Linked DNA regions of Mus musculus: region 1 is linked to region 2. The links are chromatin loops, found by intact Hi-C in ENCODE. Cell type or tissue: left cerebral cortex. All regions are shown on one strand. Each heading gives the region's core, and the rest is flanking DNA. Links, peaks and the distances in the headings are about the cores only.

What was found. A loop is a pair of places that touch in the nucleus more often than their neighbours do. Peaks named below come from ENCODE experiments on the same cell type or tissue, not always from the same donor. Only the 100,000 strongest peaks of a DNase experiment are listed, where the experiment ranks them.
Region 1: a loop joins it to region 2, with 3 times the contacts of the local background. A loop is called at or near these places in 16 of 42 quality-filtered maps.

The regions. Positions count from the first base shown.
Region 1 is chr7:45,392,429-45,400,758 of GRCm38, forward strand. Snrnp70 (small nuclear ribonucleoprotein 70 (U1)) reads right to left here and starts at 3,314. Exons shown (of 10, transcript NM_009224.5): 1 at 3,081-3,314; 2 at 2,231-2,387. The coding sequence starts at 2,377. In left cerebral cortex, for the core only: a CTCF peak has its summit at 3,956 (motif pointing left); DNase peaks (open chromatin) are centred at 3,044 and 3,412; H3K4me3 peaks cover 2,770 bases; H3K27ac peaks cover 1,365 bases.
Region 2 is chr7:45,301,328-45,309,657 of GRCm38, forward strand. It overlaps Trpm4 (transient receptor potential cation channel, subfamily M, member 4), which reads right to left. Exons shown (of 25, transcript NM_175130.4): 18 at 7,771-7,903; 19 at 7,217-7,391; 20 at 6,917-7,094; 21 at 3,962-4,167; 22 at 3,621-3,753; 23 at 3,468-3,540; 24 at 3,282-3,387; 25 at 1,828-2,365. The coding sequence ends at 2,361. Gm39006 (a long non-coding RNA gene) reads right to left here and starts at 1,033. Exons shown (of 2, transcript XR_882064.2): 1 at 506-1,033. In left cerebral cortex, for the core only: a CTCF peak has its summit at 4,137 (motif pointing right); DNase peaks (open chromatin) are centred at 3,703 and 4,112; H3K4me3 peaks cover 365 bases.

The DNA.
Region 1 (8,330 bases), core at 249-8,248, 91 kb after region 2:
CCCTATAAAGGGGAGGAGTGGTCCAGATTGGGTATACTCCAAGGACCAATGCTGACCAGGCTGCCGCACACCTGCGGCATAGTCACAGAGACACCTCCAGTGTTCAGAAACTTCTGCCCAGTCCAAGTAACTTTATGTCTACTACGCATAATTTTTAAAAAACCAACAAACAAACAAACCTGTCTGATTTTTGAAGGTCTTTAAAAAAAAAATAAACAGAAACAATTTCTTTGTATTTACCAAAAGCATCAATTTCTGGGCAATGGTAGCACACACCTTTACCAGCACTTGAGAGAACTGGCAGGCTGATCTCTGAATGGGAGTCCAGCCTGGTCTACAGAGCAAGCTCAGGACAGGGTAAAAAAAAAAAAAAGAACATCAGTCTAAATGCCTATAGCCATTTGACATGATGTAGATGTCATAGCTGTAAAATATAATACCAAAGCTGCATAGTTCCTTCCATAGCCAAGAATCCTGTCACTTTCCACAGTTCCAAATATGATTTACAGACAGCCAAAAGCTAGAAATATGCCTGAAATAATGGTGGACAGGGCAGACCTCCAAAGCAAGACAATCTGCAAAGACATAGCAAGTCATAAAATGATACCTCTCCAGGCTATCATTAAATGCTAATTGGCACATGACCTGCAAAAAGGGTACCCCTGAGCTATATCCATTAAATTAAATATTTATTGTATAATAACATTTCTCAAGTAGAGGTTTACCAAGGTAGGCAGACAAATATTACTAAAGAATCACCTTTCTGTTATCTAGTAAATTCTGCTTTTCCTACTCAATATCAGAATGTTCCTCCTAAGACTTGTGGTTATATGGCAGTATTCCTTAGGTTTGCTCTGAAGGTGGGCATGACAAACTTTCTGCATAAAAGAACTGACTCCAAGAAGCTCAAGTGACTCAGATTAAGTCATATGTACTCAGCAAGTAGAGCCAAACCCCTAGCTCCCAGCTGTGAGCACTGCAAGATGCTATAGTGTTCAGCACTAGTAAACACTATCCTCTTCTAAAAATAACCTTACTTTTACATTATTTATTTATCTGTTTGTTTATTTAGCTAAGGATGTATGTGCGTATCACTGTGCACATAGAGATCAGAGGACAGCATGCTAGAGCATACCCTCTCCTTCCATATTGTGGATTCTAGGAACAGAACTCGGATTTCTTGGCAGCAATCACCTTTTACTGCTAAATCATATTGTCTACGCAACCTTGTCCTCTTAAAGACAAAAAAACAGTAACTACATTGACAAGCATTGATATTTACTGCCTTATTCCAAACCCTTTAACATAAATTCTGTGACTCAGCTCTCTACTGGTTTCATCTTACTGCTACCTCTTGCTAAAGGCCAACCTAACCAATGCGTTAAACATTATGTTTTCTGGGTTAGTGGCAGATACTTATAATTCTAACTCTTTGAGTACAGTAAGCATCAAGAGTTCAAGTTTAGCCTTAGTGACAAGGAGAAATCTACAAGACCATGAAAGAATGTATTCCCCCCACCCCCCAGCCAAAGAGTCAAAACAACAACAACCCACAAACAAAACAAAATCGACAGAGGTGGATCACCTAACCCTGGAGAGGCAAAGGCAAGCAGATCTCTTGAGTTTGAGGCCAGCCTGGTCTACAGAGTGAGTTCCAGAACAGCCAGGGCTACACAGAGAAACCCTGTCTGGGGACTTAGGAGTCAGGGTGGAGACACAATTGCCAATGTAACCAATTTGGCCAATCACTTGGGCTAGGGACTACCACATCCATACAAAAGATATTCTTAACCCTACAAGGAAATGAGCCGCTCCTGGAAGCACACACCCATTACATGCAGCATTTACATGACTGAGAAAGGACTGCCATAAGATCTAAGCTACACAGCAAAACCGTATCTCAAAACTCAACGAAAAGAGGTTAGCACTATGGTTCTGCAGGCTAAGGCTCTTGCAGCCACGCCTGACAACCTAGGCTTCATCTCTTGGACCCACAAGATGGAGAGAATGGCCTCTTTCAAGCTGTCCTCCGACATTCACAGATTTGCACATACACCCACATATACAAAAGTATAATTAAAAAAATTAAAATGCACACAAAAGCACAAAACATGATCAGAAAACGTAAAAGCCACATGTGTGAACCACACAACTAAAACTGTTTTGAAGCCGAATGCCTCAGGGTAGCCTGCCCCATCCAGAGCTAAACCCTCCCTCCCAACATGCTCACCTCAAACTCTCGGATGTATGGTGCAATGCCACAGTAAGGTTGGTTATGGTGTTTTTCATGTGGCAGCTTTTCCAGGGGTGGCAGGTATGGGATGGGATCTCGGGGTGCAAAAAGGGCCAGAAGGTTGGGAGGCAGAAACTGTGTCATCTTGCCAAATCTAAGACCAGAAACGTTATGTTAGCATACTTTACTTAGCACTGCTTTCTTTTAGGCCCCCTTCACCCAAAACAAACAAACAAACAAACAAACAGGTGTGAGATTTGGAGACGGATGCTGCTATCCTGGTCAAGGGAGTGACCAACATCTGCTTGAAGAAAAGCTCTTGGTAAGAGCTGAAAAACTTAAGGCTGGTAACAGAAAACAAAGGGGAAAAGGAGTAGGAGGTGTGGGACCCAGGTCGAAGCCTCGCGCTCTAGAGGTTGCTCGCTTCATACCTTTAAGATTATGAAGTAGGGATTTCAAGGGAGGCCATAAGGATAATATCCAGGAAGCCAGGGGCCTCTGCGTAAAATATCTAGGAGCCGAGAGACGAAAGGAATTATGGGTAGAGGTCCAGGATGCGACCAAAAAAAAAAAAAAAAAAAAAGGCGAGAAAAAAAGGCAACACACAAACCGCAAGGGCCTGTGGGTAGGGGACCGCAGGAGATTGGGGGAGGGGGATCCTGAGGGAAAGAAGGCTGGAGTGCCCAGAGAACTCTGGGTAAAGGATGGGGGACGCAGAGGGAGAAGTCAAAGGCACTAACCCGGGAAACGGGCCACAGCAGCGGGGAAAGGGTTCGGGAACCCCGCAAGGGCTTGTGGGTAGCGGCCCCACTCCCCGTTAAGGCCTCTCATTCACCCACTCACTCACCGCGCGGCGCTCTCCTCAGCCTGACGTTAGCCTCAGGCCTCGCGGCCGCCCTTCACAAACAAAAACTCCCGCTCCGACTTCCACTTCGGCGGCGCCCGCGTCAGGTAGCTTCGGTGGTCCGCGCAGCGCGCGCAAACCAGACCTCTCCTCACAACCCGCGCGGCCTCAGCTCGCGACCAGAACTGGGAGTGGAGACGACTCGAATCCCTCCGCCTTTCGCAATGCGCATGCGCCGTACGAGTCAAACGACACCCTCACAGCAGTCCAGGCCTTACCAGGGGCACTGCGCATGCGCCAAAACTGTACTCATTCTGAAATGGCTAAACATCCGCGGCCCGGCTGTCGTACTGCGCATGCGTGATCGGACCTAGGTCGGTCTCAGCCTCGCGCTCTAGCTAACCGCCTATGACCGCGAGACACTTATGGAAGGTCCGCCCTTTCTCCTTACACTTCCCGGACCTTGTGCGCATGCGTCTAAGTGATGCACCACGTCGCATATCCTTCCGCAGCCTGTCAAAAAGTGCCTGCATGAACAGGGTCTTTGCGTTTACGTTGGATTTGACAGGAAACTCTTGCCCGGGTAGCGGTTGTGCACGCCTTTTATCCCAGCACTTAGGAGGCAGAGGCAGGCGGATTTCTGAGTTCGAGGCCAGCCTGGTCTACAGAGTGAGTTCCCGGACAGCCAGGGCTATAAAGAGAAACCCTGTCACAGGGAGGAAAAAGAGAGAGAGAGAGAGAACTCTTTCCCAAAATTTTTGTATGTGCTAGCCACCGTTTGGCTCATGATAAAATAGTCATCTCTTTGGCTCAGTGGTTAAGAGCGCCGACTGCTCTTCCGAAGGTCCCGAGTTCAAATGCCAGCAACCACATGGTGGCTCACAACCATCCATAACGAAATCTGATGCCCTCTTCTGGAGTATCTGAGGACAGCTACAGTGTACTTACATATAATAAATGAATAAATCTTTAAAAAAAAGTCATCTCTTCTTCCTGGAGCTCATATTGTTGAGAGAAAAAGATAAATCTGTTTTGTATTATTTTTCCTTTTTATTTTGTCTTTTATTTTTTTCTTTCTCAGAGCTGAGGACCAAACCCAGGGCCTTGCTCTACCACTGAGCTAAATCCCCAACCCCTACTTTTCCTTTTTAATGTGTTCTGTTGTTTTTATCTTTACTTTTTTTCAGACAAAGTTTCACCATAGCCAAAGATGTCTTTGCATTTTGTATCAGTATGTATATTTTATCTTTTTATATATATGTGTGTGTGTGTATATGTGTGTGTGTATATATATATATATACACACACACATATATATTTCCTGTTTTCTGTACACCAGGCTGACCTTGAACCCACTGACCTCTGCCTCCAGAGTGCTGGGATCAAAGGCATAGAGCACACAATTCCAGGCTTTTTCTTTTTCATTTTCTCTTCTTTCTCCTTCTTCCTTCTTTCTTTTGTTTCTTTCTTCTTCATTGGAGACAATGAAGGATCTGGAGAGATGACTCAGCAGTTAAGGGCAACTGGCTGCTCCCTCCCACGGTCCTGAATTTGATTTCCAGCAACCACATGATAGCTCACAACTATCTATAATGGGATCTAATGCCCTATTCTGTTTTATGCTCTCTGTTATGGAGGCATACAGGCATGTAGAGCGCTCATACACATACATACATACATACATACATACATACATAAATTTTTAAAGTAAAGCTGGGCAGTGGTGGCGCAGGCCTTTAATCCCAGCACTTGGGAGGCAACGGCAGGAGGATTTCTGAGTTTGAGGTCATCCTGGTCTACAGAGTAGTTCCAGGACAGCCAGGGCTACATGGAGAAACCCTGTTTCGAAAAACCACACACACACACACACACACAAAACTTTAGAGTGCACTGCCCATAGAGCAGCTCAGGCTAACCCTGTCCATCTCACTCCCATATTAATGGGATTACAGGCTCCTAGATTATCTGAGTTTGGGATGGAACCTGGGGCAACTCTACAAAAAAGTCCTCTCCACCCTGACCTTCACCTCTTGGCAATCCCCCTGACTCAGCTTTCTATGTGCTGGGTTTACAGAATTTGCCACTACCCAGGGTTTGTAGTTTAAAGGCCAGCCTGTGCTACAGAGAAGCCTCTCTCAGGAAAACAAAGAGAGGAGCTGGGGAGATGGCTTCTGTATAAGGAGCCGAGTTCACCCACATGCCCCTCCTCTGCACCTGTAAAAATCTCAGCACTTAGAGCGCTGTCTATAACTCCAGCACGAAAGATGGAGAGGGGAGGATTCCTCTCAGTCGCCAAGAGTTTAATTCCAGGTGGAGTGAAAGGCCTGGATAATTAAGGTGGAGAGTGACTGAGGAAAACCAAAAACTCGGTGGGGCCTTGACCTCTGATCTCCACCCCAACCTGCAGTGCATGGCTGCACACAACTTTAGTCCCAGCATTTTGGAGGCAGAGGCAGGTGAACCTCTGGAATTTGAGGCCAGTCTGGGCTACATGTCCAGTTCCAGGTCTAGATGTAGATCTCTATATGACAGAGAGACCAAGTCTCAAAAAACAAAAACAAACTTACAAGGTAACCCAAGATGGCATTGAACCCTTATGTAGTGAAGGGTGTGTTGACATTTTGTCTAGGCTCTGCCCCGCAGTTACTTGGCAGCAGCCAGGTGTGCCTGACTCACTATAAAAGGGGCTGCTTGCCCCCTCCTCCCTCTCTTGCCTTCTTGTTCTCCCTCCGTCCCTTGCTCCTGCCCCACCCCCACCCCTCTCCATTTCCCCTCCTGCCTCTCTCCCCACGTGCTCATGGCCTGCCTCTACTCCTCTACTCTTTCTCTCTCTGCCTTTCTCTGTCTCTACTACCCTCTCAGCTCCCCTCCCCATGCCCTGAATAAACTCTGTTTTATACTATACCATCGTGTGGCTGGTCCCTCAGGAGGAAGGGATGTCTCAGCATGGGCCCGCAGAGGCACCCCCACACACACACCTGGTTGCAAAGCCACCAAACACATCCCTTCTCTATCTCTTTATGAGCCACTACAGGATGGCCTTGAAATTCTGGCCCTCCTACTAACATACACTCCCACTCCCAGGTCATAAAAGTGGTAGGGATTTAAACTCAGGACGTTTTGTTGATTTGTTTATTTTTTTTCCTGGGGGTGTTGTTTGTTTGTTTTTTGTTTTTGTTTTTGGGAACAGGACTTCTCTTTAGCTCTGGCTGTCCTGGAATTATCTCTTTAGATGAGGCTGTTCTTGAACTCACAGATAGCCACCTGCCTCTACCTGCCAAATGCTGAGATTAAAGGCCTGTGCCAAGGTACTAGGCTCTTTCATTAATTTACTCTCCCTCATCCTGACAGAAGTTTACCCTCTGTACTGCCTAGTTTTGTGTCAACTTGACACAGGCTGGAGTTATCACAGAGAAAGGAGCTTCAGTTGGGGAAATGCCTCCACGAGATCCAACTGTAAGGCATTTTCTCAATTAGTGATCAAGGGGGGAGGTCCCCTTGTGGGTGGTGCCATCTCTGGGCTGGTAGTCTTGGGTTCTATAAGAAAGCAGGCTGAGCAAGCCAGGGGAAGCCAGCCAGTAAGTAACATCCCTCCATGTCCTCTGCATTAGCTCCTGCTTCCTGACCTGCTTGAGTTCCAGTCCTGACTTCCTTGGTGATGAACAGCAATGTGGAAGTGTAAGTCGAATAAACCCTTTCCTCCCCAACCTGCTTCTTGGTCATGTTTGTGTAGGAATAGAAACCCTGACTAAGACACCCTCCCACCTCCTCCCTCCCCTCCCACTCCTCCTCTGTTGTCCTGCAGAAAAGGCAGGTTTCCCAGGGATAGCAAACAAACATAGCATATCAAGTTGCAATAAGATTAGGCACTAAGAGGCCAAGTCCAGACTTCATTTTAGAGAACCTGACCTAAGTTTGAACTCAGGTAAACTTACAGGCTGGTACCTAGCATTAGTTTCCAAGTTGCCCCCCCTCCCCCAACAAAACCTGAGCCTAGCTCCAGTCTCTAGAATAATCCCCAGCAAGACCAGTGTCTTCAGGTTACACCCTCAACAAGACCAGCATCTCCAGGTTATTCCCCAACAAACCTGCACCCCCAGGTTACAAGCCCACCCCTTGCCTAATCACCATCAATGCAGAGGTGAAATTAAGTTTATGACTCCCAGCACCAGCCAATTGTGTTAAAGGCCACAGTAGCTTTTCAATTAGATGCTTGCACATTTATCCCCCCCCCCTCGCCCCCTGCCGCTTGCTGCTTACTGTAAAGCCTTGCCTTGGGTCTCCCCCACCACCAAAACTGTCCTGTGTTTCCTGATGCGTTGGTGGAGGGGAATGGCAGGGGGGGGAAAGCTAGCTCAAATAGAATAAAGACCCTGCTGTGAGTTGCCTCATATTGGCTCCAGTTTGTTTTGGGAGATGACTAACATTTCCCTGGCACTACAGCACCTCTCAGGCTGGAGAGATGGCTCAGCAGTTAAGAGCACTGACTGCTCTTCCAGAGGACCTGAGTTCAATTCCTAGCACCCACGTGGCAGCTCACAACTGTCTATAATTCCAGTTCCAGGGGATCTGACACCCTCATGCCTATGCATGTAAGATAAAATAAATTATTTTTTTAAAAAAGAGGTTGCTGTCCAGAGCTCGAATCTGGTGTCTCACAAACACCAAGTCTGTGTTTGGAGTTAGAGAGGAGGATCCTTGGGGCTCAGCTGCCAATGAGCAGAGGATCTTCTGCCCTCTTTCTGGCCCACACCACGACCTGCACTCAAGTGTCCCCCCCCATGCACCAATGTACATAATTAAAAACAATAAAAAATTGCCAGGCAGTGGTGGCACATGGCTTCAATCCCAGCACCTGGGAGGCAGAGGCAGGTGGATTTCTGAGTTCGAGGCCAGCCTGGTCTACAGAACACGAGTTCCAGGACAGCCAGGGATATACAAAGAAACCCTGTCTCAAACAAATAAAAAAATAAAAATTATAAAGAGCGTCTTGGTGGTGCATGTATTTAACCCTAATACACTTGAGGCACAGGCAGGCAACTCTGTGAGTTCAAGGGCAGCCTAGTCTCCATATCTAGACAGCAAATTAAATGGTGAGACCTTGTCTAAAAACAAAATAAATACAAAGTGGAAAAAAGAATTCCCTCAAGCTTCTAATGGTCCAGGAATGTTGTATTTTAATGTAATCAAATAGGTTTGAAAGACCTTGCCTCAAAACAAAAGAGAGAGGGGGCAGCAAGCAGGGTGTGGACA
Region 2 (8,330 bases), core at 166-8,165:
ACCTCTCCTCTGTTGCTTCTGTCTGTACTTTTGTAACCCATACAGACCCTTGTTCCTGGTCACCCCCTCCACTTGTCTGACAGAAATCCCAGCTAGATCCTGGCCAGGCTCCTCTCATCCCGACCTACAGAGCTCCCATTCTCCTATAGCAGGAAGCCACCCCTCACTAAAAGTACATTTTCCTCATCAACACCGTCACGTCTGGGTTTTTTGGTTTTGGTTTTGGTTTTCCAGATAGGGTTTCTCTGTGTAGCCCTGGCTGTCCTAAAACTCACTCTGTAGACCAGGCTGGCCTTGAACTCGGGAAATCTGCCTGCCTCTGCCTCCCAAGTGCTGGGATTAATAGGCATGCGCCACCACTGCCTGGCCAGGTCTGGGGTTTGACTTTGCCTTGCTTACAAGTTAGTCTAGTGTTGTGTTATAGATGCAGCCAAAAGGCATAAGACTCCAAGATCAGAGAGGGGGAGGGGGCTCGCCTTTTCTCAGTTCAGAAAGTGGTACTAACACATGAGCATTGGTTTCCCTGGACTCCACAGTGCCAAGGGATGTAGTAGACATTGAGGCTCCTCCATGGGGTCCTGAACCAAACTCCTGGACTGAGTTTAAAGGATTCTTACAAACAGATCCACTCAAATTTAGCCATCTGGAGTGACATTTCTGCCGACGAGATATGCTGGTTCCTAGATCAAAAAAAGCTCAAGGGGTCTGGGGAGGCAGCTAGCACAGTTTCCTAGAGTCCAGAGAGAGATTAAGAGAGTAGCCCAGTGGTAGAGAGCTCCTGTCTAGAATCCCCCAGGGAAGGGCTGGGCCACCATTACGTGGTGCTGGAAGATGCTTGCTGTAACCTGAGTTTGATTCCTGGGAGACACGTGGTAGAAGGAAAACATTGCTCCCTAACTTGTCACTCTGATCTTCATCCATACATTGTGGCATCAATACGACGACCTACACAGGCAGGAACGAACATGCACAGGCACATACACACACACACACACACACACACACACACACACACATACACACCAACACACACACAAAATAAAAATGGAATCTTTGGGGCTGGAGAGATGGCTCAGCGGGTAAGAGCACTGATTGCTCTTCCAGAGGTCCTGAGTTCAAATCCCAGCAACCACATGGAGGCTCAAAACCATCTGTAATGAGATCTCACACTCTCTTCTGGAGCTTCTGAAGACAGCTACAGTGTACTTACATATAACAATAAATAAATAAATCTAAAAAAAAAAGGAATCTTTAAACATCTAAATTCCTAGCACCCAAGAAAAATGGATCTGCCCTCCCTTGATGCACTCTAGGAAAAGTCGGATTTATGAACCAGACAACACAAGGCCAGCCACACAGAAGGCAACATGTGTCAGTGAGTGCTAGCACTAGCCCCTTCTTACTGCCACCATGGTGACCGTTTGGGTTGGCAGAATGGACCCAGGATTTCCAGGGAGAGTCTGGTTGTACGTCTGGCCGTGTTCCAACATGGCTCTACACCCAGAGAGGCCCCGGAGCTGGAATCCCTCCAATTTGGAGGATGTTTTGGTTTTGATTTTTGGATGTGTTGGCTGCTGGTGGCTTTCTCGCTATTTAACTAATAATCGCTGTCAGTTCAGCCTTGTCATTACCGTCTTAGTTTGTTATGGGTTATTTAGTTAAATTGCAATGTATAATGATGTGGATTTGCCTCCACCCCCGTGTGAGTGTGGCCTGCAATTTTCCACTAATTAGACTTTTTAAAGACACATATGCATTTACCTACTCAAATCTGCATCATCTGTTTGTATGTTGCCTGAGCAGATGACAGCAGCGCCCACCCTCCTCTGGGACCAGCTCTCTTTATTACCACCCTGTTATGTTCCCACGGGAAAGCAGAAAGCGGCAGGGGCTCAGACGCCCCTGTCTCCTGCAGGGAAAGCCACCCAAACAGAGGCTCTGGGTCTAAGTCGGCAGCTGCAATGGTCTGGGGAAGGACAGATTCCCAACATCACACACCTGCTCCACAGGAGCCAAGCATGTGCGAAAATCCTCATCAAATGGTTTTATTTCCCCATTGTGGGGAAGCTGTGTGTAGGGTCTGTGGTTCCTGCACCCCAGGACCCTCCTGCTTCCTCTGCTGTGTGGCTGGGCCCACAAAGAGGCCAACTTTGCCAGCTCAGAGCTTGATTCACCCAAGGTGAGGCTGCTCTGGGAAGGAGTCCCTCGGTGATACTCGCAGTGTGTCTGGACAGCAACCCATAAGCATGGGATTCGTGGTGAGGATAAGGCCACCAGTTGTGTCGCTTGAGGCAGACTGGGCCCAGCTTGAGGAATGAACCCTCTCTGGATGCAAACACCTAGACATCCACCAGGAACACTCAGTCTGGAAGAGAGACGGAGAGGACAGTGGGTGATGAGTCCCAGGAAATGAGAGAATGGCAAAAAGAAGCAGTGCAGGGGACACAGTCAGTGGGCAAAGTGCCTGTCACACAAGCAGGAGACCTGAGCTCAGACTGTGCCCTGGTTAAGCTCTGTCAACCTGAGCCATTTGAGAGGAAGAGCCTCGATGGTTTAGATCAAATAGACCTGTGGGCATGTCTGGGGGGCATTATCTTGATTGCCAATTGGTGTAGAAAGGCCCAGGCCACTGTGGGCAACCCCATTTCCTGGGGTGAGGAGTCCTGAACTGTTTGCTGAAGCTGGCTGGACGGAAGGTGCTGTGGTCCAGCGAACAGCGTTGTTCGTGGCTTCTGGTGCGTTTCTTTGGCTGTGAGCTTTCTGGTTATAGGTGAGAACGTCCACGCTCTCTCCCTGTTTCCCTCACTGATGGATTGTAACCTGGAAGCATAAGCCAAGTAAATTCTTCATCCCCTAAGTTGCTTTTGGTCGGTATTTTATCCTAGCAACAGATATGAAACCAGAACAGGCACACAGCAGCCATATTAAAAAGAGCGGGGAGAGACAGTGGCACCCTGGGGTGAACACCGGACCCACTTCAAAAGACGGGGGAGTGGGGCAGGTACAGAAGGATTTCGCAGTGTGTCGGGACAGCAACCCAAAGCCAACTGGAGACACCTGGGCCTAGGGATAGGTCCCGTTTCAAGGAATGAATGAGAGAGAGAGAGAGAGAGAGAGAGAGAGAGGTCAACCCTGGCCTGCACAGGCATGCACACTCACGCCAGCTACACACATCCCCACACAAGCAGACAACAGAGCCTTCAGCAGACCAAGCAAGGGACCCAGGAACAACGGGAAGGCCCACGGGGGGATGTCTTGCAGAAGCCCAGGACCACACTGACCTTTGGAACCAGTGGGGCTCGGAGGGGGTGGGGCCCCTGGAGGCAGCAAGGCAGAGTGGCTAAGGGCCTCAGCCATCCAAGTCAGGACTCGAGAACAGTGTTGGACCTGGGAAGACAGGAATAAGTCAAGGCAGGAGCAGGGAAGCAGGGGGTCCCAGCCCCGCCAGCCCACGCCCAGGTCCTCACCTCTCTCTCCAGCCCCCTCAGACGCCGATCGTACTCTCTGATCTGTCCCAGCTGCTTCAGTGCAGTGTCCACCCTAAAAAGAGAGAGAGTTCTCCTAGCTGAAGACAGAACGTCCCACCTGCAGGTCCTGCCCACAGCAGGCCCCCGCCTCACTTCTGAGACGTGCGTTTCAAACGCTCCGAGTCACTGTCTCGCTTGTCCCGAGCTTGTGCCAACAGGAAGTTCTCTTTGTGCACAGACTCCCAAGTCAGCAGCTTCCGCTCTGCTTCCTTAGAGAGACAGACACCTGCAGGGCCAAGTCCCAGGAGTCAAAGGGCAGGACCACTTGGGAACTTGTCCCCTCCCCAAAGCCACCAAATTCCTCATGCCTCGTCCCCAGATGGGTGCAGATCCTGACACCTTCCCCGAGCCCCACCCACCTGCTTTTCTTCTCCCCTCCCCAAACGCCCCCCCCCCCCCGCCCCACTCCCATGCAGACCAAGCTCCAGTCTCACGGAAGTGCTCGAAGACTGGGGAGGCGGGCAAGTTAGCCCTGCGACACCTGCGACACCTGCGCAGCCACTTGATGAGGAGGCGCACATGAGAGATGATGATGAGGGGTGGGGCCAGGGCAGGCCTCGAATGGAATTCCCGGATGAGGCTGTAGCGCTGTGCCTTCCAGTAGAGGTCGCTGTTGCCGTGCACTTTGCTGAAGGTGTAGCTGTGGAGGCCAGAGGTCAATAGTCACGGGAAGCCAATAAAGGACCCTGATCATAGGACTGGATTAGGAGTCGAGATAAAGTAGTCAGAGACCGCAAGAGCACGTGGCACCCGCAGAGCACTCACATTCAGTTCTCAGCACTAATATGGAAGCTCCAATTCCAAAAGATCAGTGCCTTCTTCTGGTCTCTGCCAGCACTGTACTCATGTGGTGTACATGCATGTATACATACATACATACATACATACATACATACATACATACAATGGATGAAGAGTCTGCACGGGTTCCAGGCATCAAGCTGAGGTCCTTGAGCTTGCAAGACAAATGCTTTACTGACTGAGCCACGGCCACCCAACTCCAACATTCTGGCTTTGATGTTTTCAAAATTCTACAGTGGGTTCTTGATAGTTTTTGTTTTTGTTTTTGAGACAGGGTTTCTCTGTGTAGCCCTGGCTATCCTGGAACTCTTGTAGACCAGGCTGGCCTTGAACTCAGAGATTCACTGGCCCCTGCCTCCCAAGTGCTGGGATTAAAGGCATGAGCCACCATTGCCTGGATTTTTTTTTTAAAGGTTAATTTATTTTTACATGCATAACTATTTTGCCTACATGTATGTCTGTGCATATTACCCACAGAGGCCAGAAGAGGATGTCGGATCTCCTGGAACTGGGATTACAGGAAGTTGTGAACTTCCACGTGAGTGCTGGGAGTCGATCCCATGTCCTCTATAAAAGCAGTCAGTGACCCTAACCACTGAGCCATCTCTCCATCCCCTGTTTGATTCTGATATAGGGATTCATGTACCCCAGGCTTCTGATCCTCCTGCCTTGACCTTCCGAGTGCTGGGACAAGCTTGCTCCACCACACCATCCTGAGCCCAGCTGGTTTCTAACAAGGACTTTATGCCCAGTGTCTTTAATGCACTCTCCTGAACTGACACAAAGACTGAAGTAGGGCCTGTCCTCACACTGCGAACTAAATTAACTCCAAATGGGCTAATGATCAATAGCTAAGAGCTAAACCCCAAAATCAACTCTTAAGTTTCCAGACTCTGGAGTTTAGATTGACCCTCTGTATGGGACTGTAAAATGTGTGGGTTTTTTAAAATTTCTTTTTCCTTTTAATGTTTCCTATTCTTACAAATAATAACCAGTTCTCTTAACTCCCTGCCAGCCCTCCTCCTAGTTTCCAGCCCCGCCCCTTCAAAGGTTTCTCCCAACTGATCTACCCTCAGCTGGGGACAGTCTGCTTCGGATTCCGGGCATCGAGCTGAGGTCCTTGTGTTTGGCGCATAACAGGCTCAGAATGAGTGGTTGGTCAGAATGAAGGTGTGCATTAGTGACTAAATCAACTTGGGTCCATTTAATACCAAATAGCTCGTTGTTTCCTCTGTGTTAAAAGCTCTGTGAAGATGCCCTGGGAAGTCAATACATGGGCAGCATTGTGAGCACAATGTCATGAGTGGAGGTGTGACCCAGGTCCCTGCTCATTTGCTAAGGCTGTGTGACAGCAGAGGTGAGGAATCTGAGGCAGGGCTCTGCTTATGCCAACGTAAAGAGACAGCTAAGAGTCTCCACCCCAATATTGTCTCCCTGACTCTGCACAAATAGGGAATAAATGCGTTACCACGTGAGCGAGCGACTGGGATTCAGCATGCGTAGGGACTGGGCTCTAGATCCACTAGGTTAAGAGCCTGCGTGAGTGTGTCCCTTCTCCCAGTTTTCCCAATCTAGCAGCTCCAAACTGTAACAACTGGTCTAGCCTATCTTCTCAGCTCAGCTTCTCCTGGCTCAACTGTCTCCAACTGTCTTCTCTTCTCACCCTGGTTGCCCAAGCCCAAGTCCTTTCTCAGCCTCAGCTGGCCTTATATATCCTCTCCCGTTCCCGGAAATCCAAAAGGCAATCACCACTGAAGTCCCTGGCATCAGGCAATTCTAACAGCTATGAGCTCTTTTGTTTGTTTGTCTGTTTTTCTTTTTGTTTTCTTTCCAGACAGGGTTTCTCTGTGTAGCCCTGGCTGTCCTGGAACTCACTCTGTAGACCAGGCTGAGCTGGAACTCAGAGCTCTGCCTGCCTCTGCCTCCCAAGTGCTAGGATTAAAGGCCTGACTCAGCTAAGAAATCTTAAAGAACCAGTTAACTAGCAACTGGGGATCCTTTGAAGGACCAGACACACAAAATAAATCACATTACATGCGACAAGAGCAAGAATATAAGCAACAAAAACCAAAAACCAAAACCAAACAAACAAAAAAAAACCGGACTGGAGCGATGGCTCAGCTAAGGTTAAGAGCACTGGCTGCTCTTGCAAAAGGATCCAGACTCAGTTTCCAGCAGCTACTCGGTAGCTCACAGTCACCTGTAACTCCAGTCCCAGAGGATCCGATGTCCTTCTTCTGACCACCATAGGCACTTTCCACGCACATGGTACACATACATACATGCAGGCAAAACATTCATACACACAAATAAAACAAACTGCAAACAAGTCACTAAAGTGGGCTTCTTCAAAAGAAAAGCGTTTAGTGCCCTGGAGGCACGCATGTGATCCCGGTGCTAAGAGGTAGAGGCAAGATTACCCTAAGTTCCAAGACACTGCCTCAGAGATGCCAAAACAATAGCAACGAGTTTCAAAGCCCAGGTAAGGAAGGCACAGGATCAGGCCAGCACTGGGTCAAAGTCAGGACATGGCACATATTGAACAGGTTCAAGTTGGGGGAAGCCCCGGGTGGCAAGGCCAGGCACACCTGAACATGGCGATGAGCAGGTTGAGCAACAGGATATTGGCCACCAGCAAGAAGACGATAAGGAGCAACACCACCAGCCAGTTGGCATACTGGGACACACAGGAGCCTGCGACGGGCCCCTCCGGATGAGCCCAGGAGCCCCGCTCCATTGAGCAGTTACCTGGAATCATGAGGGCCACTGCAAAAGGAACAGCAGGTGTGAGCAGAGAGAAGCAGGGAGAGGGGAGGAGATGGGAGACAGAGACACAGTCAGAGACCCACTGAGAGAGACGCAGACTCAGCTGGAGAGCCCTTTCCTACCGTCCATTTCCTCCTGGGGAATTTGTCCGAAGATCTGCAGATACGGTCGGTAGAAGACCCTGCGCAGGATACTCGGTAGACTGCGGTCCTGGGGCCTCAGGATCCCCTCTGTGGCCACCCCATAAGCTACAAGCCACACGCAGAGGAAGAAGAGGAAGAAGAATACATCCTTCATCTAGAAGCAGAGGAAGATGTGGGTGAAATGACCCAGCCCTTTCCTCCCTGGCTCCGCCCCTTCCCAGAACGCCTACTCCAGCTGGCTACTCTCCCTGTCTTAGACACAGCATCCTCAAAGGCCTGTCCCTTCTTGTCCTGCCTGCCCACCTCAGAAGCCCTCCCCTCCACCCACCCCACCCCACCCCAGCCCCGGCCACCTTCAGGTCCACATCCTGCCACTAAAAGGCAAGGCCCTCCCTTTCAGACTCCACTCCCCCAACCCCTCCCCATGTCCTCTGTGGTCCCTCGAGATTCTGCCCTTCACCCCTGGCTCCACCCCCCTGCACTCCAGGTCCCATTCTCTCCCACCTTGCTCTGCCCCTCCTCCTCAGACTCACCATTTTGCTCACTATGACAATCTTGGGCCCCAGCTGCTTGTTCACCGTGAAGATGTGCAGCAGGCGCAGTGTGAAGATCATGAAGTCAAGGCAGAGGACGGTGCGTCCCAAGTCAAAGAGCCCAGGGGTCAGCCTGAGGAGTTGGGGGAGAGAGCACAGCTCAGATCCGGGGTGTCTCCTCAGACGAAGCTGAGGTCTCACAGGGCAGAGGCAGGGACCCTCTGATCAGCTTTCTCTGGACTGAGTATGGATGGATGGCCTTCTAAGAATCGTTTAGAATGTGCCATGCCGCGCGCCTGTTATCCAAGTTCTGGGGAGGCCAGGGAAGAAGGATCTCTGGGAATTCCAGACAGGCCTGCCAGGGCTACAGAGTGAGACCCTGTTTCCCCACAAAAGGGGAGGGATCCCCTAAAATATGGAGTGACGGTCAGGGGTGCATAAATGAAAACATTTACAGGCTGCAGACTGACAGAGGTTGTAAGTCTGATTTGATTGACAGCTTGAGGTTACAAAGCACCAGGTATTGCCTAGCATGTCCTCATGGGGGCGCTCACAGCTAC